2 separate regions of the Homo sapiens genome follow, and region 2 is linked to region 1. A link is a loop called in an ENCODE intact Hi-C map of the cell type or tissue named here. Cell type or tissue: lower leg skin. All regions are shown on one strand. Each heading gives the region's core, and the rest is flanking DNA. Links, peaks and the distances in the headings are about the cores only.

Region 1 (12,558 bases), core at 2,864-10,863:
TACTGGGGTATATTTTATATTCAAATTTGAATATGAATTTGTAGCATTTGAGTGAAGATATTAGTTTGACCTCACATTTGTGTTGAACTTGAAAATGTGTAGTTTGCTTTCATATTATTTAATCTTCAGATTGACACTGTGCCTTAATTTATGTTATTAGATTTATGAGAAAATGGAGTTTAAGACTGTATAGCTAGCAAAAGGCAAGACTCAAACTCCTGACTGCTACATACAGTGTTAGTGTAACTGATGAAATGGTTACCTAGGAATATAGGAGAGATACTTTAAGACCTTTTGGTTTTTATAGTATCTATTTGTAACCAGAGGGAATTTGTCTGCACTAGGGAGCTCTTGTAAATGCAGCCCAACTGCCCTGCAATGGGAGAAGGGACTAAGCAAAAATCAGCTGGTCTTCCTTTCTACTTCTTATGTACTGTGTACTAAATACAGTTGTTAGAATACAGATTATAATTTTTAAAATATGCATTGTATATCCAGTTATACTTTGCAAATATAAATAATTATGAGGGTGTCTCCAAGACACTAAAATAGGAACTTTATAAATTATGTCAGTAACTGTATCAGTAAAATGCCTGGCCCACAGTAGATACTTGATAAATATTTTTCATTGAATGAGTTATATTCAGGTTGTATTCAGTTGCAGGTAATAGAAGACCCAACTCAAAATGATTTAAATAATAAAGACATTTATCCTCCTGTATGTCAAGAAATCTGGTGAAATCTTTAGGGAAGCTCAGTGAAATCTTTAGGGAACTGTGCTTTTTCCATCTTTCTGCTTTGTAACCCTCAGCATGTGATTGAATCATGACTGCCTAACTCGATGATTGGCTCAACCACAACCTGCTTTGTTGCTATTTGCTTTTTGTTTGTTTTTACAACAACAAAAATAATAGCTTTTGTTTATTCAGTACTTCATACTACATATGTTTTCCTCTTGTGCTTACCTAATGTAAGTACAGAACTAATTTCAGTGATGTAAAATTTCTTTCCTTCCACCTAACGGATTTTTTGAAAAAACTGTGGTGAAGTTTATATAAAATAGAACTAACCATTTTAAAGTGTACAGTTCAACATCATTTAGTATATTCACTATAATGTGCAGCCGGCACCTCTATGTAGTTCTAAAACACTTTATTACCCCAAAAGAAAACTCTGTATCCATTAACCCAGTCATTCTCTATTCTCCCCTTGATATGGTTTGGCTCTGTGTCCCCACCCAAATCTCACCTTGAATTGTAAACCCCATAATCCCCACATGTCTAGGGCAGGACCAGGTGGAAGTGATTGGATCATAGGGGCATTTTCTCCCTTACTGTTCTTGTGATAATGAGTGAGTCTCATGAGATCTGATGGTTTTATAAGCATCTGGCATTTCCCCTGCTTGCGCTCACTCCATCCTGCTGCCTGAAGAAAGTGCCTGCTTCTCCTTTGCCATCCGCCATGATTGTAAGTTTCCTGAGGCCTCCCCAGCAATGTGGGACTGTCAATTAAACCTCTTTCCTTTATGAATTATCCAGTCTTGGGTATTTCTTCATAGCAGTGTGAGAATGGACTAATATACCCCTCCTCCACCCACAGCCCCCAGCAACCACCAATCTATTTTCCATCTCTGCAGATTTACCTATTCTAGATATTTCTTATAAATGGAGTCAGACAATATGTGACTTTGTGTTTGGGTTCTTTCACTTAGCATGTTTTTGAAGTTCATCCATTTTGTAGCATGTATGAGTATTTCATTCCTTTTTGTGACAGTCATATTCCATCATATGTATATATCACATTTTATTTATCCATTCATCCATTGATAGACATTTGAATTGTTTACACCTGTTGGCTCTTGTGAATAGTGCTGCTATGAACATTTGTGTGTATTTGAGTACTTGTTTTCAACTCTTTTGGATGTATATACAAATATATATATTTTGGATATATATATAAACAATCGATTCTTTTGGATATATATAGAAACAATATATATAAATATATGATGTTTTGTAAAAGCAAATCTGATCATGTGCACAGTGATATATATATTATATATAATTTATATATCAAACAATATATATCAAAATTACTTATAACTATAATTACTTATATATTATATATTATTTATGTGAACTATATATATTTACACTTATAAATTATATATTAATATATAAACATATATATCACTTGTATACACACGCGCACACGCGCGCACACACACACACACACACCGGAATCATAATTGCTGGATTACATGCTAATTCTGTGTTTAACTTTTTACACTATTTTATATTCCCACCAGCAATGTAAAAGGGTTCCAGTTTCATCACATCCTTACCAACACTTATTCTTTTAAGGTTTTTGATGTTAGCCATTCTAGTGGGTGTGAAGTAGTATCTGATTGTGGTTTTGATTTGCATTTCTCTAATGACTAATAATATTGAGCATCTTTTGTTATGCATGTTGGTCATTATTGCTACTTCTTAATGTAAATTCTCTTATTCAGGCAAATTCTAATTCCTGCTTCCCACTCAATTTGTCGCTTATACTTTGCCTCACTGAGATGCCATGCTTCTGCCATTCCCAAGTTAACTTCCTTTTCTTCTATGAAGTATCCTAATGATTTTAGGTTCCAGATAATATATAGTATAGGAGGTCATATACAGTCTCTCCTGTATATTTATGAGTTCTAAATTATATACTCCAATTGTATATTTTTGAATTACATATAAATATTAATAATTTATTTCAATCATTTAGCAAACTGAGCTAATTGGACTCAAGTATGTATTGTGTTATTTGTTTTATTTATTCAAAGTTTCTTGAGGAGGGTGTATTGATGGTTCTAGACCTATAACTAATAAGTAATTTTGATATATTATGAGTTTGTGTGTTAATAAATTAATTTCCTGTGAGGAAAAGAGGAAGCAGTGGGAAATAAGGTATTTATCTTTGCCAGGGTTTCTCAGTCTCCATACAGTTGACATTTTGGGCTGGTAATTCTCTGTTGTGGGAACTGTCTTTTGCAGTATAGGGTGTTTAGCAGTATCCCTGCCCCCTACTCACTGGATGCCAGTAGTATCCCCCATTTGTGATAACCAAAAATATTTTCAGAAATTGACAAATGTCCCCTGGGGCACAATATTGCTTCTCCTCCCTATCAGAACTCTCTAATTTCTGTTTTGAAGACCAGTCCAGAGTTTGAGAGAATCCTAGAAATAAAAACAAGAAGTCAACAGTGATGGTTTCTGTAGAAATGTGTGCTGTTCTGAGAAGTAACTATTTTATAAGAAGGAGGATACAAAAGGTTTTGGCTGGGGAGCGTATTTAACATTCTGGAAAATAAATCTTTTGACTCTAGCTGTATTAATTTTGGTAACTGTAGAGATGATTAATTTTAGACATTGATAAATTATTTTTATTTTTTTTTCAGCTTATTATGACAATACCATTTTTCATAGAGTTGTGCCTGGTTTCATAGTCCAAGGCGGAGATCCTACTGGCACAGGGAGTGGTGGAGAGTCTATCTATGGAGCGCCATTCAAAGTAAGACTGAATTATTATTTTTATTATTATTTTTGTTGTTATTATTATTTCCAAGTCAGTTTGGATTGCTTAATCGAAAATGATTGTGTTCCACAAGAGGAAAAAACGTTTCACATTAGTATATAAACATCAGGCTGGGTGCAGTAGCTCATGCCTGTAATTCCAGCACTTTGGGAAGCCGAGGGGGGCGGATCACTTGAGGTCGGGAGTTTGAGACCAGCCTGGCCAACATGGTGAAACCTCATCTCTACTAAAATTACAAAAATTAGCCAGGCATGGTGGCACACGCCTGTATTCCCAGCTACTCAGGAGGCTGAGGCAGGAGAATTGCCTGAACCTGGGAGGTGGAGGTTGCAGTGAGCGGAGATCGCACCAATGCACTCCAGCCTGGGCGACAGAGCGAGACTCCGTCTCAAATAAATAAATAAATAAATAAATAAATAAATAAATTGTCTGTAAAAGATGCATTAATCAAGAACAGGTCAGTGATTTCTTAACTGCCAACATAGATCTAAGAAGAAAAGGAGTTAATGTCATAGTGAAGATAATAACAACAGCAGGTTCAAGTAAAAGCTAAAAGTTGTGTTTGTTATTAATTTGATGGCACCAATATCATGTTCTTTGAATGAGTAAATATTGGTATCTCTTAAAATATGGGAGTTTTTGAAAAATTCGTTTTTATATTAAGGGAATAGATTGCATTTTCCTTTCATCTTTTAATGAGTCATTGTGTGATTCTTGAAGAAAATACTTGAACTGTTAGCTTTAATTTCCAGATGATAATGGCCTTAGAAATGTGGAATAGTTATTTTAAAAGTCTCAGATGTCACTTTTAGACTATTTTATATTTTACCATGGTAAGACTTCTCATGATTTTAGATACTCCGTCTAGTCGGAAGCATTCTTTTATTCTTTTATTTGGTGTGACAGAATAGCTGTTTTTGACAATTCCTTCCTAATTTGAGATTTTTGCTTCATTATTTTCAGGTAATACAGTTATCTTGTTACATTTTTCAATTAGGTCATTTTGAATACAGTATACAGAGTTATGATCCATTGAGTTCAGATCTCTTGAGAATTATTTATTAAGGAAAAATATCTTCCTTTGTGAAAAGCATTTATGATATAACATGACTACATTTATAAATGAGTTCTGTATCAGGCTGGATGGAAATTCTGTTAACTAAGAGACTAATATATTTGTTAAGTAGCCCTGTCATGGTGAGAAAACCACCTTAGAAAGGCTTGTTCCTGCTCTTTTGAAAACTGGCAAATAGAATCAGTGCCATTTCAGAGAAGATTCAACTTAGGACTTTAAAAAGACATGGTAAAATTACATAACACAATCATAGTAGATTATTTGAATTAAAAAACAAGAACAAAGCAATTGTTTAATGACATTTAGAATGAGATGGGAAGGAGTAATAATTGAATACTCTGCAATGGCTCAAAGGTAGTTTTCTGGGAGAAATAATAGAAGATTTCAAAAGCATAGCTGACTTTGGGATGAGAATAGGGAAATGACTTAGAAATCCATTCCCCCTTGGGTACTCTTCCTTTAGATGTAACTAAGCAGCTTTCTACAAAATAGGGTATATTTCTGTCTGAGTATATTTAGAAGATACAGTCTAGTGAATTCAAGTTTAATAACATTGAAAGAATAGTAAATACTTGAAAATCAATTAAGTAAAATGTCTGCATTTTTTATTAGAAGTTGTATGGGACCTTGCAGGTCAAGTTGAATAACTGCATATGAAGGGTCTTATAACTGAGGACATTCACTAAATCTTTTTACATTTCAGGATGAATTTCATTCACGGTTGCGTTTTAATCGGAGAGGACTGGTTGCCATGGCAAATGCTGGTTCTCATGATAATGGCAGCCAGTTTTTCTTCACACTGGGTCGAGCAGATGAACTTAACAATAAGCATACCATCTTTGGAAAGGTTAGTGTCCAGTGATTTTAAACCTGTGGTTCAGTTTTTGGTTTTATGTTATTCCTTAGACTTCTAAGATACATATGATTAACTTATCTAAGAGCTACCTTTGTAAAAACATTCCATAGGATATGTTTATTATTTTCAAAAATGATGGAATATATTCCTAATATAGTGCACTATGAGGGAGCATCTAAGTTCTTTTTGGATCTTTCAATTCAGTCATTAGTTGTGACTTTAGTGTATTCCTTCTTTAAAATCATAGTAATGGTATGAGCTAAAATGTGCCACTTAGCCAATATTGATTTTACACTTTTGGAAGGACATTTAGGTAATAATATTTAGTAGTTTACAGTTTATTTTCTTAATGATGGATTTTCTTAAGTTTAAAGTGGAATTTGTGTTGACATTGAAACTTCTTACTGTAAATATTACTTTGAATAGTACCTATTTAATCCTGCTCACATTTAATGTCATATTAGGGAACGTCCTTTCTATAGAATTTTTAACAATTCCCTTTAAAAAGGGATTCTGAAGGTTTTCTTCTCTCACTCTTCTCCATTCTCATAAATATGTTTCTATATGTTTTAAGTCTTAGGCATATCGGACATCACTAGTGCATCAGCGCCCTCTGCTGGTTCAGTAAGAATGGTTTCCCCATATACTGGGCAAAACTGGATTTTTGTGGTGATGAAAGGGAAAAAAACAAATTCAGTACAATTGGAAAGCTGGTGTTGTTTTAAAACTCTTGAAAAACACTGAATGAAAGGAATCACACTAAAACTATATGTTGCAATGTTGTTGGTTAATACTTATTAATAACAGTGGGTTAGGAAATATGCATTGGCACATTCTTTTGAGCCACTCCAGCACAGCCTGTCTGATGTTTATAGATTCCCTCCATTTATTCCTTAAAAATAAGAGTGTGTAATAAAATGAGATTTAAGTTGCCATTCTGCATCAGTTTTTACAATTGGGTTATATAACTAACACATCAGAGACAATGTGTAGCATAGTTAGAAGTTAGAAAGGCCATCACTGTTGGTTTTATACCTTCTTTGATCCTCATTTTTCTTATCTGTAGAAGGATAATATTAGTTCCTACTTTTAGGTTGTTTGTGAGGATTAAATGAGATAATGTCTCTAAAGCATTTACCACATTGTTATTGTTATTTGCTTATTTTATCCTATTCCAAAGTTTAAATTTGTTTATGATGTTTGAATGAAAAGTTGTCATTCAGTAGGAGATTATTTGGCATTATATTATTAATAAAAACTTACATTAAATATATATTGGAAATTTCCAAAAAACTTATTGGGGGATTGAACTCCATCCATGCTTTTCTCCTTTAAGATAAAGTTGCTTTATTTGCATTATTAAATGCATATATTTTTATGTAATCACATGAAATTTTCTTTTAATTATTTGAAAGATGTTTTCAAAGGTTTTCTCTTAATTCAAAGGATGAGTGCAATAATTTTCAATTACATTATATTTTTAATTTGATAGGTTACAGGGGATACAGTATATAACATGTTGCGACTGTCAGAAGTAGACATTGATGATGACGAAAGACCACATAATCCACACAAAATAAAAAGCTGTGAGGTAGGAGCATGATTATTACGAGATACAGCACTTACATTGTCGTTTAAGAGGAATTGATTCTTAGTATTTTTAAACTATTGGATTAAGGCTTTATACTATGTTAACATCACAACTCAAATTTTATCTCTAATTTATTTGGGCACCGTTTCTAGTTAAGAATTTTTTTAATTAAAGATTTTAATTCAAAGATGAAACTTTATCTGATAATCCAATGACTGAAAAGCTTACCTCATAATGGAAAGTTAAAGGAATTAGGTTTATTTAGCCCAAAGTAGTGACTTCATAGGTAATTTAAGAGTAATCTGCTGGGCACGGTGGCTCACACCTGTAATCTCAGCACTTTGGGATGCTGAGGTGGGTGGATCATGAGGTCAGGAGATGGAGACCATCCTGACTAACACAGTGAAACCCTGTGTCTACTAAAAATACAAAAAAAATAGCTGGGCATGGTGGCATACGCCTGTAGTCCCAGCTACTCAGGAGGCTGAGGCAGGATAATCACTTGAACCTGGGAGGCAGAGGTTGCAGTGAGCCAAGATCACGCCACTGCACTCCAGCCTGGGCGACAGAGCAAGACTCCATCTCAAAAAAAAAAAAAAAAAAAAAGAATGACCCTTCATTGAGGAAGCAAGAATACTTGATTTGGAATCAAAGCATCTGAGTTGATCTTGTTTACTGTGTATCATTTACATTTTCTTAAATATTTTTCCCTTTTGTAAAATGGGGATAAAATATCCCTTACTTAATAGCACATAGGATTATTGAGAGAATCCAGTGAGGCCGTGTAAGTGGAAGCATGTTGTGTAGTAAATATATATCACTATACTAATAATGTTTATGTGGGGAAAAATATAGACACTATACCACTGGAATTACATACGGGGTTTGATTTTTTGTGAAATGTTAAAAATGGAATAATGTTTTCGAAATATTTTTTTTCATAGGTTTTGTTTAATCCTTTTGATGACATCATTCCAAGGGAAATTAAAAGGCTGAAAAAAGAGAAACCAGAGGAGGAAGTAAAGAAATTGAAACCCAAAGGCACAAAGTAATCATAGTGGAGAGATTTTTCTTCAGCTTGAAAAATGACACTCATTCATTTAGTTTACTATATTTCCTTTTATAGTAATTGTTTACTAGCAAAGGAGAGGCCAGTTTGAACCAGAGAGATATTGGAATTATGAGTGTGTGGTTGTATTAGTTCATTTTTACACTGCTATAAAGACATGCCTGAGACTGAGAGATATTGGAATTATGAGTGTGTGGTTGTATTAGTCCGTTTTCACACTGCTATAAAGATATACCTGAGACAGGGTAATTCATAAAGGAAACAGGTTTAATTGACTCACAATTTCACATGGCTAGGGAGGCCTCAGGAAGCTTCAATCGTGGAGGAAGGCGAAGCAGTCACCTTCTTCACAAGGCAGCAGGGGAGAGAGCGAGTGGGAAGGAGGAACTGTCAAACACTTATAAAACCATCAGATCTTATGAGAACTCACTCAGTATCATGAGAACAGCTTTGGGGACACCACCCTATAATCCAGTCACCTCCCACTAGGGTCCCTCCCATAAAACACATGGGGATTGTGGGAATTACTCGAGATGAGATTTGGGTGGGGACACAGAGCCAAACCATATTAGTGGTTTTGTTTGTTTGTTTGTTTGTTTGTTTTCCTAAATGAGCAACTCTTGTATTCAGGTGCAGTATATCTTAAACTTAAGCTACAAACATGTCATCTCAGTTGTTCACATGAAATCTGTGTTAATAAATAGATACATATTTTATGATCCCTGTAACAATTATTTATATAAATGAGTTGTTGAGAAACTTGTTTGTTGCTTATTTTAAAATTAATATGTGCTCACTCAGTATAAATAGAAAGTAAAGTATAAAGAATATTTTTAATGACTGCATGATTGCATTATGCAATTTAACTTGTATTTAACTTTTTACTCCTTTTATGTTGCTATTAAAAATAATATTATTATAAATATTTTAAAATATAAAGCTGTTTCATTCAGTATTCTGGTTTATTTCCAGAAGATAATTTTCCAAAAAATAGGAATGAAAAAATAAATTTCAGTATTTTGGACAATATTCTACATTATTAATACTGTCTGTATATACTGCAGAGTTAGATTTCAACGTACTCTTTTACTGAATCGTAGGATCCTTATTAGAGATTTTATTGTAAGTATAATTGTTAGATTTGATCAATTCTAGATATAATCCTGCCAAACCTAGTTAATAAAAGGCAAAGTTGATTAAACTTTCTAAGCTTCAGTTACCTCTTCCTATAAAATGGAGATTAGAATAAGTTCAACTCCTGGTTGTTATGAGGATTAAATGAGAAGAGGTATGTTAAAACACCCAGTAGTATAGGCATTCAATACCTATTAGTCTTTTTCCTTGATATCCTACAAATACAAAGTTAAATTGTTTTATAAAGTGTCAGATATGAGCCAGACACTTTAATAAGCAGTTAATTCCTTGTGGCAAAATAACTGCTTATTGGAATTATTTATTTGATTTTTAAAAATTCTTTGATCAGCTTATTTTGATTAATCTATCTCTGGATGAAAGGTCACTGTCACTGTATTCATATGCAGTGCGTCATCACTATGATTTATCTTAACAATAAACTCTAAAGTCTTTTTTTGGTGTGTTTTGCTTTGTTTTTGTTTCCAGCAAATATATTGGGGATGATATGTTGGTCGTTGCTTGCTTCTAGGCTTTGGGAAAAAAAAAAATCTGTTTCACTGCCACATCTTTAATTTTTCTATTTGAGAGACAGTTTTAGTAACTTGTTTATCTTACTTGAGATTACTTTTGTTTGATGAATCAGAGGAGACAAACCTAGTTTTTTCTCCTTGTGGGCTATTTTAGTTGTTCATTGCTCATATTTTTTTGTCTGACAATTTTGTATACATATTAATTTTAAAATATTAAAAAATATTTTGCCAAATACTAGATTAATTGCTTCCCATTTGTAGCACTCAGGGATATATACTTATTATTTTTCAGAAACCCCCATTTTGCTACCAGTTTTGATAAATATAAAAAAGCTTAATTATTTCTGTCATGCTTTACTCAGTAAATTTAATGGTAATGCTCAGAAGGGATTTTTGGTCATTAAAAGTTAGTATAATATAGGAAACATTGGTGCTGTGAGGCAAAAGCTTTAACATCATACTGAAAATACAGATCGTTAGAATACTTCTGCTGAATACTGAGTAATATGGTCTTTTTTAGAACAGTCAGAATGTATTTCTTCTTGTAAATTCTGTTCTCTTGCTCTGAAAATAAGGTATTTATAAGTTTGATTTGACTTTCTCTTTCTTTTTTTTTTTCTTTCTTTTTTTTGGACTAGAAATTTTAGTTTACTTTCATTTGGAGAGGAAGCTGAGGAAGAAGAGGAGGAAGTAAATCGAGTTAGTCAGGTAATCTCTAATTTGCCCTTTGTTCTAACTTACAAAAGAGATTGGGGTCTATATCTTACTCACTATTGTATCTCCTGCTATATCTGGCACAGCATGTTTTACATGGGGCAGGCTCAGTAAGTGTTCATTGAATTTGTAAATTGATTTGTGGTCAGTAATATTTGCAACTTTTGAGATTATCCTATTTATTTTTAATGTTGGCATTTTAAAAAAATCAGTTTGAACTAGACTTGCAGTTTTTTGAATGGTTGGACTTTATGATTCAGATCCTAACTGCTATTTTTTCAGGTAGTATGTTAGATGATAATGATTATTATCATTACTGATATAAACAGTCACAGACCAAAACTCTTATATTCATTTTAATGTTATTTATATATATTTTGTTTATTTCATTAATTCTCATTACAGCCCTTTGAGATGGGTGATATTATTATCATCCTCATTTTACTCATGAATACATTCAGCTATAGTTTATAATTTGCTCAAAGTAACATAACCAATAAGTAGCTACAGATGGGAACTGAACGCAGGTCTTTGTAACTATTAAATCCATGTCCTTGAATTATGCAGTGCCTCCTGGCCTTTTTATTCTGCTAGTCCTTCCTGTAGGCCTTTACATGTGGTTTTCTTCAATATTGCTTGCATCATAATACGCATTACTGAAACACGGTGTCATGCCATTGTTTAGAGCAGTAATTCTGGTGTGTATACTACAAGAAAACTGTCTTCAAGGGTTTCTACTCCTAAAGGTTCTGATATGCCTTTCTTTTTTGAAAATTAGTGAATACTGAGAACTAAAGGATTAGGTTTATAGTCTTTATTGTTGTAATTAAAACTTTATAACCTATAAGCCTTACTTGCTTAACATAATTATCTATTTCTTACCAACTCTAACAATAACATTGAATTAAAAGCATATTATTATTATTCTTGTTTTTACTTCTTTAGCCATATGTTCCCTTATTAGTGAGCACGGTTTTGCAGGCTAATGTTGGACGCCTAGTAAGCACTCTACTTAATACCCCTTGCATTAAAATGTAATTAAAATGGTGTGTATATGAAATATTTTGGTCATAACTTTTTGTTGCTTTTTATTGTATCCTTGAGTGATGTATTTGATGCCATGGATTCAATTTCCATTTACCTGTACACCAACATTCTAAACTCTAGGAGATAAGGCCAAATATTTCTCCTGGGCTCTTATCCCTTGTTCAGAGTTGCTTTAGGAAAGGTCTCTAGATGTCAAAACTAAATTCATTTTTTTACAAAAACTTCATTTCCCAATTCCTTAACGTCACCAATCACTCTGTCACCTCAATATCTGAAGAGTCATCTTCTTTAGATGTCAGTGCACTAGTCTTGCATTGTTTATGATTCAAATTTATGCCTCATCAAAATGATTTACTATGTGTCATGATTCTGTGGTTATGTTTGTGAATGGACAAAACCATGAATGTTAGATCTAGAAATTGCCAGGGTTCCTTTTCATTGATGTTTTCTAAAGATGTCAAGTTTCCTTGCATACCCATACTTTCCTCACAGTTCCCCCACCCCTGTTTTTCCTTTTGCCAGGAGTATGCTCTCTCCTTAAAGTGTTTTTCCTTTAAGATTTAGGTCTACTATCACCTTCTACTACTTCTACCTCCCCCTGCCACTGAACTCCCATCCAGGCTAAGCTAGGTACTTCTTTCCATGATAATCTGTCTATGCCCATCAAAACATTTATCCTACTGCATTACAATAATTTATCTTCTTATCTGCTAACTATACTATTTATTTTATGTAATCCCTATAACAACCATGCAATATAGATATTATTTTTCTTATTTTGTAGAATAAAGAAAGTGAAACTCAGAGAGGGTTAAATAACTCATCCATGATCATGCAATTAAGAGGTGGTAGAATCAGAATTTTGAACTGAGGGTTTTTTTAGCTAGTTAAGTCTCTCATATGATTATGAATGCTGTAGAAGCTGTCTCCTTCAAGCCCAAGACGTCTCAAAGGTTGGTGAGAAAT
Region 2 (12,558 bases), core at 1,524-9,523, 150 kb before region 1:
GATCCACTTTATAAGTAGAGGACTTGCCCTTAGGTAGGGACTCAAACAGGAATTTTAAATTCCTGTTTCTAAATGCCACCAGTATATTAAAATCCCTTGAGATTTTTTTTGAAAGAAAAAAATAGATGTCCCACAGTAGATTAATTAATTCAGAATCTCTAGAAGTGGGATTTTGGCATCAGCATTTTAAAAATTCTACATATAGCTCGTGTTGATAATCACTGATGCATTGAAATGGGAGTGAAGTCAGGTTGTGTGAATACAAATACAGGTAGTCTGATCTACTTGGTGATGGAAGAATGAGGCAGTTCTCCTCTGATTGCTTCTATTTTCTCAATGAAATAAGAAACAAAGTCAGAGCTGAGAGGGTGCTGTTGATTTGAAGAGAGAGAGTTAGGGCATGAAATAATTTTTGGAAGTAGGAAAGTAAATTTACTCATGAAATATAATACAATTGCAAGGATTTGCAGAGGGCCCACTTGAGACTTCTGGGGAAAAATGTAATATGAGACTAAATTAGCACAGCTGTGTTTCTTCTCTAGCCACATCCATCCGGGTACAGAAGGAGTAGGTGGAGATGTTCTTTTGTGACATTTGAAGCAGTTGCCACCACTTGACTCCTGACTGAAGTTACAAAGTGGAGGCGGCTGCCTTTGGAAATTTCCTACCTCCCGCCTGCTTCCTCAAACTACTCCAGGCTGACCTAACCCTATCAGTATGATCTAAAAAGAGGAGCTAGTAAACCTAAATGGAATTCTAATTGGTAGAAGAGTTGAAGGAAAGGAAAGGAGATTTTAACAGTACCTTACTGAGCCATAATTTACATGAAGTACAAAATGTACAAATCTTATTGCTTAACAATTTTGCAATTTCTATACACCAACATGTGATCACCACTAAATCAAGATATAAAAACTTTTTTTTTTTTTGAGAGAGAGAGAGAGAGAGAGAGTCTCACTGTCACCTAGGCTGGAGTACAGTGGCACGATCTCGGCTCACTACAACCTCTGCCTCCCGAGTTCAAGCAGTTCTCATGCCTCAGCTTCCCGAATAGCTGGGATTACAGGCATGCATCATAGGCCAGGCTAATTTTTGTATTTTTAGTAGAGATGAAGTTTTGCCATGTTGGCCAGACTGGTCTCAAACTCCTGACCTCAAGTGATCTGCCCGCCTCAGCCTCCCAAAATGCTGAGATTACAGGCATGAGCCACTGTACCCGGCCAATATATAAAAACTTCGATCTCATTCTATGAAGTTCTCCTCGTAACCCTATAAAGTCAACATTCCCCTACAAAAGTTAAACAATATCGTGATTTCTGTGCCCACAGATTAATTGTGCTTGTTCTTTAACTTCGTGTCAATGGCACCATACAATATGAACTCTTGTGTCTGACTTCTTCTGCGTAAGGTTTTTGAGAATAATCTACATTGTTTCATGCACCAGTAGTTTGTCCTTTTGTTACTATTGAGACTGCATTGTATAAATAGACCACAGTTGTTTATCCATTGTCCAGTTGATGGATATTTGTATGTTTCCAGGTTTTTGCTTTTATGAATAAGGTTGCTGTGAATGTTCTTTTTGTGGACATATGTACTCATTTCTTCTCGATATCTATCTAGAAGTAGAATATAATCTGAAATTTCCATGTTATAGAATAGGTATATATTTAATTTCATTGGAAATAATTTTCCACAGTTGTCTATTTTATACTCCAACAGCAATGTCAGAGCATGCCGGGTGCTCCACATCTTCACCAATAATTGATATTATTAGTCATTTTGGCTGACAAAATTGTAGTGGATGTGAGAAATAATATTTCTATTTTTGTCATTTTATTTTACTAGTCACTGACTTGAAGCTCAGAGAAATAATATTTCTGAAGAAGATATTCAGGAGTCACTTGTCCACTCTAGACATGGCACATCAGGTCAAAGTGCAACAACTCCACACAAGAAGGAAATGGATCTGAGAACCTTTATCCTGAAAGGCAAGCTGGTATGTCTTAGAAGGGTGGCAGTGAAAAAAGGACTCTGCACAGATTGAGTAGAACATGAGAGTTGGGGGGAAAGGCAGCCACATCTTCTGAAGCCTGTTAAAAATATATATTAAACGATACTTGTCAAAATATGGTATAGACTTTATTCAGGACCATCATGGTAGGTACAGGGACCACTGCAATGGGATCTTGCAGTGTGGGAGAGAGACTGGGCTCAACTCTGAAAACACCATGGGCAAGTGGGAATTTATAGCCAGGGAGCAAGGTGGGGGTCAGAGGATGGAAAATTACTGAGAGGAAGCATCAGGGGTAGGAGGGATTCTGGCTAAACCAATCTAACAGGATTCTTGCTGAAGACCAGCCAGGCTGATCAGACATCATCCAGAAGATGGTGGAGAATGATCAAGGATGATCAGAGGTCAAGGATGAAGGGTTATTGCTAAACTGACATAGCAAGTTCTTTGCTACACCTGGATTTTTACAAGGAAGTACACAGATGGGCCTAGGAAGAAGCTCAGAAGCCTGACTAAAGTTTGGCCAAGCAAAGAATCTTTGTAAAGTTCTAATGTGTGACACAAGGGATTGAGTTAGCTAAACAAAAGCACAACTCTTGACTTTTGTCTCCTCTCCTGTCCTCTCCTCCTCCCAACAAACATTCTCCCAACTCAGTATTGAATCCTTTGAATCCTTTGATTCTCTTATTTGATACTGCTTAGATTCCTTAGGAAGCACAGCTTATGGAGCCCAAGGAAGCCAGAGAATGATTTAAAAGGAGATTCCTCCAATTCCAGTCTTCTGAAGGTTACTTTCCCATCTCATTAGGTAGAAGGACACTGGCCAGCACTCATATTCCCAGAATGGGAGGCTATAAGCATGATTCTCTGATTTCTACCTTGAACTCAGAGACAGCCTGGAGTCAAAAAAAAGACCCTGACACAAGAGTTTCATTTGTTCATTCATTCATTCACATATAGATACATAGATGATACATACATGTGTGTTGAGCCCGGATGTCTGCGGTCTCTCTTTTGTGCCAGAGATTGCCTATTCCCTCTTCCTGGGCATCTCTCAGGCCTAAATCTGTTACTCTTCCTGTTGCTAAATCCCCAAGTGAGCGCAGGAAGCAGACAGGAAGTCATCTGCAAGAACTGACTTATAATGTCCCTTCCAGTCTTAACAGTTAATCACTCCAGAAGACCAGCCTCATTCATAAACATAGCTCTGTGACTGGTGCTAGTCATTTTTGATGTGATTCCTTATGACTGATTGACTAGTAGCTTTTTAATGAGGCCTTCAGACTCTATGCCAATGGTCTTAATTACTGTTGCTGATACATTTAAAACATAACACCACTGCTTTTGAAAAACAATTTAAAGTATACAAGTGTAGTTCACAATATGCCCTCAAGATGGCAGTACAATAATACCTTGTGCTTCACCGTATCTTCACATATTTTTAATTCTGCTAAATTATAAAACATGTTGAGGGGGAAACTTTATCATAAGAGATTGAAAAAAATGAATTTTTTGTTTTGTATTATTCTATTATTGCTACAGGAGCATGTCTGAAATAATAGCATCTCACATCTGCATTGTACTTTAAAGTATGAAAAACACCATCTCTCCCATTATTTCACTGAATCCTCACAAAAAATGAGTGTGATGATTATTTTCATTTTATGTAATAAAGTCCAAAGATTAATTATGAATGACATACATAAAACATTATGAGTTCATGTGCTCCAGTAAGCAGCATAACCAGTTTTCCAAAGACCAGAATTCTTTCCTGCAAAAAATTCTTATCTGCTTAGCAAAAAGCAAGTATCTACAGGTCCAATAACACTTTAAATATCACAGGTTATTGTGATCCAGTAGAGGTTTGGGGTTAAAATCATAGAATTTGGAGCTGAGGTTGTCTGATAAGTAGGGTGACCAACTTATCCTGGTTTGGCAACGACTTTGCCAGTTTTAGCTCTGAAAGCCACACGTCCTGGGAACACCCTCAGTCCCAAGCAAACCTGGACAGTTGGTGATGAGCTTCCTGAGTCACCTGTCCATTGGTTACCTGTTGATTGTCCAACAGCACTGTGAAAACTCCTCCAACTGGTGCCCAGCACACCACCTTACACTTAATACTAGCCAATAAATTTTTGTTAAATTCTAATTCAGCTTTGTGTTTTGCTCAGGAAAAAAAATCTTTTCTGCTGTTTCCTAGGTAAGACACAATCTTTGGACTCACTCTTGTTGATGCCAGACTCAATAGTTCAGCCATTTTGGTATCATTTTCTCATCTAGTGTCAGCGTGGTTCAAACTTCCATGAAGTTTTAGTATTCAGAGACGACTTTTTGAAAGGGGACAGCAAAGTACAGGAACTGAAAGATATTGTGCACAGAAGAGAAGAACCTTTCTCTGCTTGCCTCTACCTTAACATGGCGTAAGGCAAAACCAAGCTCTTTCATATTTCAGATACGTAAGCACTTCATCAACATTGAATATATATACACAAATGGTCAGTCTTTCCTTGCTTCACCCTTTAAACTCTCTTGGATATGTGAAGATTAACATGCCCCTAAGAACCTAAAAATAAAGTGGGATCTCAGAGTTGAGGTAGACAGGAGAGTGTATGTGTGAATGTGCTCACACACAAAGTAGATGGTATGTACACAAATGTGGGAAAACCACCCCAGACACAATTCCCTGGACATCATTGTGATTCTGCTGCCTTCTGTCCCACTCCAGAAAGCAAAGTCATTAAGCGCATTAGGAAAGCCAAAAGACTGAACGGAAAATACTTTGGGATAAAGACGCCAATGCCCTCCTTAAAAGAAAAAAAATCTTTGATACTTGTGACCTGTACAATGCTAGAAATTAAATTGTTATTCAATGTCAGAAATTAAATTGCACAATGCCAGAAATTAAATAACCAATAAATTGTTATTCCAAAAAGTGCTTTGATATTTGTACAGGTCACAAAAAATCTTTGATATTTGTGACCTGTACAATGCCAGAAATTAAATTGTTATTCAATGCCAGAAATTAAATTGCACAATGCCAGAAATTAAATAACCAATAAATTGTTATTCCAAAAAGTACACTGAACATGGGGTAGCATCTATGAAAAGTGAATGGCTATAAACTTTTAAAGTCATTGTACAAGTTCACTCAAACTACTTTCAAATGTGAAAAGTAAATGTAGCTTTCTTATTTTTCTAATCTTCACCCACCCTGACATATCTTAATCTCTTCAGTTTCAACCATTTCTTTTCAGTACAAATGGCCCTTTCAGCGACATGCTGCCCCTCAGATGTTCCTCCCCAGCCTCCTCACAAAGATGGCATCCCCACATAAATCCTGTGAGGAGATGGGTGTCAGACGTGACATGGCCTGTGGCTCTCTTACCAACGCGTTCCTTGCCTCATGTCACACTGCCACATCAGCAACTGGAGTCAATGGCTGATGATTTTTTGCGGCTTCCTCGTGTTCCTCTCTCCTGACGTGGCCCCACCGGGGCACTTCCCTCTGTGTAACCTCAAGTCTTGCTGTAAAGTCTGCTCCCTCCACAGGCAGTGAGCCCCACGTATCCAACTGTGTGGAGGGAGGGGACTAGGGAGAAAATGTCATGAAAATGAAGTTTTGAAAATATCAAGCTGATAGGGTGGGGTTTTTTTTCCTTTCTTCTCTCCAGTAAATTAAGTTCTCAGGCTGAGAGCCATTCTGTCATTATAGCCCCCAGAGAAGGATGGAGAGGAGTGAGAATACCCTTCAGGAAAGGATAGAATGGAGGAGAAGTTCTAACAAGCCAGGGGGAAGTGACAATTTGGCCTCTTTCAGACACTAGGAGATTATGGAGAAGAGAAGAGGACAGAAATACAGAAAGCAAGACTTCCAGTATTTGTTGTCTGACTTCTGACTTCTAGGCTATCAAAGAAGAGCAAGCTAGACAGTCTGAAGAGAAAGCTGCAGACTTTACAGAGCTACCCCCCTGCATCACACAATTCCAGGGGGGCACAATCATATGAATGGCCCTCTCAGCAGCTCCAGCCACTTCAGAGTAAACCTGGAAGGGTTATAAGGTCACATGGCATTGGGGCATTGCTAAGTCTTCCCGAGCTCCCGGGGATATGGAAAGTTGCTGTCGCTCCGTGTGGCATGTGGTAGGACACAAAGGGGTTAATGCTGCTGACTGATAGGTTTCTTGGGCTCATCCTACAGTGCGAGCCATGTCTACAGGGCAACTACCCAGAGTGAGAACCAAATGGGAGTTCACAGCCAGATGTCAGGGGGAAACGCCATATCCCTGACCGCTGAGGTGGGTCTGAATCAATGGACAATACCTCAGAGAAGACAAGACAAAGAGAAACTAGACCACAAGGTTGCCTGCTTCGTCAGTAAACTTCAGCAATGGGAGCCAGCAGGAGGAGCAGTGACAAGATGGAAGGGGGCCATTATTTTGGCAGAAGCCAGGGAGCACAAAGATCCACTCACAGATCACAGTCCCCTCTCCTTCCCGCCATTGCCTCAAGAACATAAGACCAGGACCCCAAGAGCCACCTTTGCCAGGGACAAGGCATTGGGCGAAGAACTGTGAACGATGAAACACTTACTGGAAAGTCAGAGACTAAAAGGAAACCATTGAAATCAGAATAGAATGATAAATCCTTACTTGCAGTTCTCCTGGCCCACACTACCCAAGAGAGTAGGAGTCAGGGAGGGGATGCATATAAGAAAAATTAGATTAATTGTCAACCACATTTTCTTTGCACTTTTATTGATAGAATAAGTTAATATGCCATTCTGCTGTAATAGTTTATAGAAAAAGTTTTTACTCTATTGATAATTCAGCAAATAGGTCCTTTAATAAATTACTCAATCAGCTAATTGCTAGTCCATAAATCACTATTTGGCAAACTGGTGCTCTGCAAATTGGTTTTCCAGCAAACAAATCTTTTGATAAACTGCTTTTTAGTAAATTGATCTGTTTCAGCCTACAGGGAAGAAAATACAGAGAATCCTCACTCCCATGATGTTTATTTTTACTCTGTATGGTCTTAGCAACTCAAAGTTTGCACTATCTGAAAGCACTTTAAAATATATTTATATTGCTTTCATATCAGCATCTGCAGCTTCACCATTATGGTATAAACATAAAATCTAATGAATTGTGCATGACTAGTCACAAATCTGGTGTGAGTGGCTCTCCAAATACAGTTCTAGTCTTTTCTAAATCTTCTCGCATGACCAGAATGCAACAGAGGAAAGGGGGAAAATGGGGTTGGGAGGCAGGTGAGGCAAGGGGGGATGAATGATACAAATAACCCTGAAGCAACCTGGGCTGACCCTGTGAAAATTCACAGAAAAACTACAAGTCTTTTTTGCCTGGAGCTTGCCTGCCCTGTGCTATCTTTGAGACACTCAGTTGTCTCTACTTCAAACCACTCTGTATTTCCACAAAATACAGAATTCTTTGTCCTGGCTAAACTTTGCTGGTGCACAGCGTGCAACATTTTTTCTAAGGCCAACATACCAAAAGATGAGGCTTGTGTGTCCCCAGGAGCATCTGTAGTAAGACACCCTTATAATCAAAATTACCCCCAATGCCATACTTCACAGTATCCCTGCCTAATTGGTTCGATTCTAGCTCTCTTTGCTCCAACTCAATGTATGCAAGTCTGTGTCTTCCTGATCTCCCAGAATACCAACTCTCCCCAACTCCCCTACCCTGCCCCATTCACCCCGCCACAGTACTGTCTCTTGTTCTCAGTGTCCTCTCCTGATTACTCTCCCTGCTCAAGGCTCCCCAATGGAACCTCCCCTCAATGACTTCAGCCCACATTGATATCTCCATTTTTTCTTTTTTTGAAACCCTATAAGCACTGCTTGCCTGTATCACACATTCTGGCTCTCGATACCATCTGTCTTATATTTACCTATACTATGTATGTGCCACTCCATAAGCTTCTTGAATTGAAGTGCCTTGTCTTTGTTCTGTGATGAGGACATCCATATGAACTCTACTAAAGGCTTACAGAATTTAAAGGAATTTTCAGCTGTAGCTTTGCTCTGATTTAGAAATAATTGTGCTTGCTCATATGCTCAAAATAGACACCATACCAAATCATTTAGTAGAAAGAATGCTTTCAAAAGGATTTTTGTAATGACAGGGAAATATGGTATTCAGAAATGGAACTGAATTGGTTCTTTAAAAACAACTTTGGAACATAATATTCTTCTTACAAATTTGTTGAACACACAGACCTAGAGTATATAGATATTTCCGGGAAAAAAATAAATGAAGTGTTATAGAATACATTTAAGATCCAAATGAGATAAAGAGACATACCCGTAGACTTATATCTCATTTGGATCCTAAATATATTCTATAACATTTTTTATTTCAATTAAAAAGAAGAAAAACTTAGAAAATGCAAAGGCAGAAAATAAAGAAATAATCTTCATGTCACAGTAGGTCATAAATTGAATATTGGGTGTTTTTAAAGAATGAATATGGCCAGGTGCAATAGCTTACGCCTATAATCCTAGCACTTTGGGAGGCTGAGGTGGGAGAAGCGCTTGAGCCCAGAAGTTTGAGACCAGTCTGGGCAATGTAGTGAGACCTCATTTCTACAAAAATATAATTAGCCTGGTGTGGTGGCAGGCACCTGTGGTTCCAGCTACTCAGGAAGCTGAAGAGGGAGGATGGCTTGAGCCTGGGAGGTTGAGGCTGCAGTGAGCTGTGATCGCACCACTGCACTTTAGCCTGGATAACAGAGTGAGACCCTGTATCAAAAAAAGAGTGAATACAATATTGGAGAAGAACGAAAAAGCATATAAACTAATAAATAGGAATCTGAAAACAAAATAACTTTTGATGAAATGTTCATATACAAGTCTATCTTTAAATCAATAGTTTCTTAAAATTTCCTAAAACAAACAACATAAATTTGTTAATGTAGTTTATGTATATCTCCAGAGTACAAGTATTAAATGCTTGTGGGCATTATGATACATTCCTTTTGCTCTACTATGATTGGTTAATCCTTAAAGTATTGAATTTTCGTTTGGAAATGTCAGCTAGAGGTGTGAAGATATTGGAATGAAAAGGCAGAAGAAATAAAGGCTAAGAAAAAAGAAAAATAAAGAATTTTATTTTCTTTTACAAAATAAAGAATTTTGTAAAGAAAATTCTTGTAAACAAAAACAAAAGCATTTTGTAAACATAATGCTATCTATATACTGCTATGAATATTTTTGATGTGTAGGTATCTAAATGTTAGCAGTATATATTTAAAACCATAGTGACAGGCCGGGCACAGTGGCTCACACCTGTAATCCCAGCACTTTGGGAGGCCGAGGCGGGCAGATCATGAGGTCAGGAGATCAAGACCATCGTGGCTAACACAGTGAAACCCCATCTCTACTAAAAATACAAAAAATTAGCTGGGCATGGTGACAGGCACCTGTAGTCCCAGCTACTCAGGAGGCCTAGGCAGGAGAATGGCATGAACCTGGGAGGTGGAGCTTGCAGTGAGCCAAGATTGCATCACTGCACTCCAGCCTGGGGGACAGAGTGAGACTCCATCCCAAAAAAAAAAAAAAAAAAAAAAAAATATATATATATATATATATATATATATATAGCGACAAATATTAGAAGAAATAGCTAACAGATTTGAAAATAGTACCTTTGTCTAAAGGAAAATGAAAATGGAATAGTACAGGGAACAAGGACTTGTTTTTTTCATTATAAGCATTGTAATACTAACTGATTTTTGAAACGATTCATCTATTGCTATGAAAAAATTAAAATTAAATTTTAGCAAAAGTATGAGATACTAAGAGCTGATTGGAGGCTCTGCAAGCCTGGGTGCAGTTTCTCAGTTGATAGTGACCTCAAATTGGGGTGACTGGGTAGAGAACTATATCTACATAGGAGGGGGATCTGCTGCTGTTATTAAATGAAGGCCTTTTCTCTGAAGCTGTGTTCCAGAGAAAAATCCATGAAAGGAAGTTAATAGTGTCTACAGGTGCCCAACCAAAATTTAAGTGTAAGCATATTTTTAGAGATTTGGAGATTATCATCAGAACTAAGCAAATTCAACCTCTAAGAAGAAAGACTGGTGGTGAGTAGGATAGAACAGCAAATTAGGCCAGGCGTGGTCACTCACACCTGTAATCCCAGCATTTTGAGAGGCAGAAGCCAGTGGATCACTTGAGGTCAGGAGTTTGAGACCAGCCTGGTCAACATGGTGAAACCTTATCTCTACCAAAAAATAAAAAATTAGCCGGGCATAGTGGCGCAGCCTGTAGTCCCAGCTACTTGGGAGGCTGAGGCAGGAGAATCGCTTCAATCCAGGAGATGGAGGTTGTAGTGAGCCAAGATCGCTGCCACAGCGCTGCAGTGTGGTCAACAGAGTAAGACTCTGTCTCAAAATAATAATAATAATAATAATAATAACAATAGCAAACTATTGCTTTCCATTACAAGTCCATTTTAAACATGTGCACATACTTTTAGGAACACTTAAAAAACTGAAACCTTTTCTTTCACTGCAATCCATTAGGAATCCTTTCCGAAATGTAAATAACCACTTGCCACAGGAATAGTGCCATTTTCATCTTTGTTTCTCCCACATGACAGAGTCTGGTGCTTTGCACATATTAAGTGACCGATTGCTGTTGAACGAATGCATGAACCTTGTTATATACCTTCTGCTGCATGTTCTCCATGTGCCCTTCCAGATTCCTCTTCAACTGTTTCTACTCTGTCTGTTGGGAGGCTCTTCCAGGAGACCTAACTACAGGAAGAGAAAGAGGTCCAGGTGACTGTTCCACCAGCTCTCTTTCTCTTTCTCTCTCTAGGTAGGTAACAGTTCCACAGTGGCTGTGTTCCCTGACCCAAGTTCACAACTTTTGCTAGGCAGCCTTTTTCCTATAGCTATAGCTCTCACCAGATTCCAGTAGCCACACCCTCTCCTTTTCCCTTCATATCCAGGGAAGGTAACAGCTTCCTGTGCCTACTAGTCCCTTGTCCTAGTCCTTTCAGGCTACTATATCAAAGTACCATAAAATGGGTGACTCAATAAACAGAAATGTTTTTTCTCACAGTTCTGGAGGCCAGAAGTCTGAGATACAGGTGCCACCATGGTCGGTTCCTGGTGAGGGGCCTCTTCTGGGTTGCAGACTGCCATCTTGTATCCTTAGGTGGCGAAAGGAGACAAGGTGTCTCTTTTATAAGGTCACTGATACCATTCACAAGGGCTCTGCTTTCGTGACCTAACCACCTACCAAAGGCCTCATCTCCTAATATCATCATATTGGGAGTTAGGATTTCAACAGGAAATTTAGAGTGACACAAACATTCAGCCCATAACATCTGTGTATGTTTCATCATCCTACCTAAACCCACATCTCTGTACACAGTCCTTTCTTTACATTTTTTCTATTTCCTTTTGATTCTTATTATTAATTTTTGTTCTACTTTCTGCTCAAACCTTGACAGATGCAACATCTACCTAATGTCTTTAATCAACCAAATTCAATACATCTTTAAGGGACACGGCATTGTGCAAAGTAATGTGGAATTATGATATGATACACTCTTGCCCTTTAGTTGTTCAGTCCAGTAAGGAAAACGGGAAGAAATACAAATAATTATATATTCATCATACTTATACTCATCAAAGAGAAATGAAAAATATTAAAATAGGATGACTGGTAAACTCACGAAGGGCAGACAGTCTTTAAATTAGCTTTTTTCCCCATTTTTTTACTAAAGGAAGTTTTCAAAGGAAAGTGAATGAGAATATATCTGCCTTACCCTCTGTCATAATTGGGTTAGAATAATTACCTTAATAAACATAGTTCTGGACCTGGGACTCATTCCACAGCTATATCTTGAAATATATGTATTTCAAGATGTTTGATAGTTGATATGTGCCAATAAGATGTATAGCAGAGTCCTAGATCCTTTAGTATTAATGAATGCCTAAATGTTATCTTAAAAAGCAGGAAATACCAGACATTCAAGAATTTACAGACTTAGAGACATCCCAGGATAGAGGGAAAGGAAAAAACTTTCCTGACTCTATTCTTTTTTTGTCTACCCTCGTTAGCTTTGTCATGTGAGAGGTTATGGTATTTTGGCAGGAGAAGAGTGGAATTTGTAAACCAAGATTTTTTAAAATTATATGGTAGGCAGTGAAGACTTACCAGTTAAGAGCATGGATTTTGGAGCCAGGCCAACTGCTTGGGTTCAAATCTTGACTCTGCTACTTCTTTAAGCAAGCTGTTTAGCATCTCTCTGCCTCAGCTATGCCATCTGTACAATGAGGATAATAGCAGTCCTTATTTCATAGGATCACAAAGAAAATTAGATGAATTAAGGTGAACAGAGAACTTGCATATAGTACATGCTATTTTAGTATTAGCTATTGTATTTTTGGCACTTATAAAATCATTATGAAAACCTTTCTCTGAATTACATTTGGCCTGGCATGTGGGTTGACTTCCTTAGGATAAAGAATTCCGGCCGGGCGCAGTGGCTCACACCTGTAATCTCAGC

Evidence for each region. Peaks named below come from ENCODE experiments on the same cell type or tissue, not always from the same donor. Only the 100,000 strongest peaks of a DNase experiment are listed, where the experiment ranks them.
Region 2: a loop joins it to region 1, with 8 times the contacts of the local background. A loop is called at or near these places in 100 of 110 quality-filtered maps.

Annotation. Positions count from the first base shown.
Region 1 is chr5:64,778,482-64,791,039 of GRCh38, forward strand. It overlaps CWC27 (CWC27 spliceosome associated cyclophilin), which reads left to right. Exons shown (of 14, transcript NM_005869.4): 3 at 3,440-3,552; 4 at 5,355-5,498; 5 at 7,000-7,098; 6 at 8,043-8,146; 7 at 10,470-10,539. Among named protein-coding and RNA genes, the nearest start is that of CWC27, 16 kb to the left of the region's middle. In lower leg skin, for the core only: no CTCF peak of the experiment used is centred there; a DNase peak (open chromatin) is centred at 6,120.
Region 2 is chr5:64,631,870-64,644,427 of GRCh38, forward strand. No RefSeq gene overlaps it. Among named protein-coding and RNA genes, the nearest start is that of SHISAL2B, 52 kb to the right of the region's middle. RefSeq lists an enhancer at 5,461-5,630. In lower leg skin, for the core only: no CTCF peak of the experiment used is centred there; no DNase peak of the experiment used is centred there.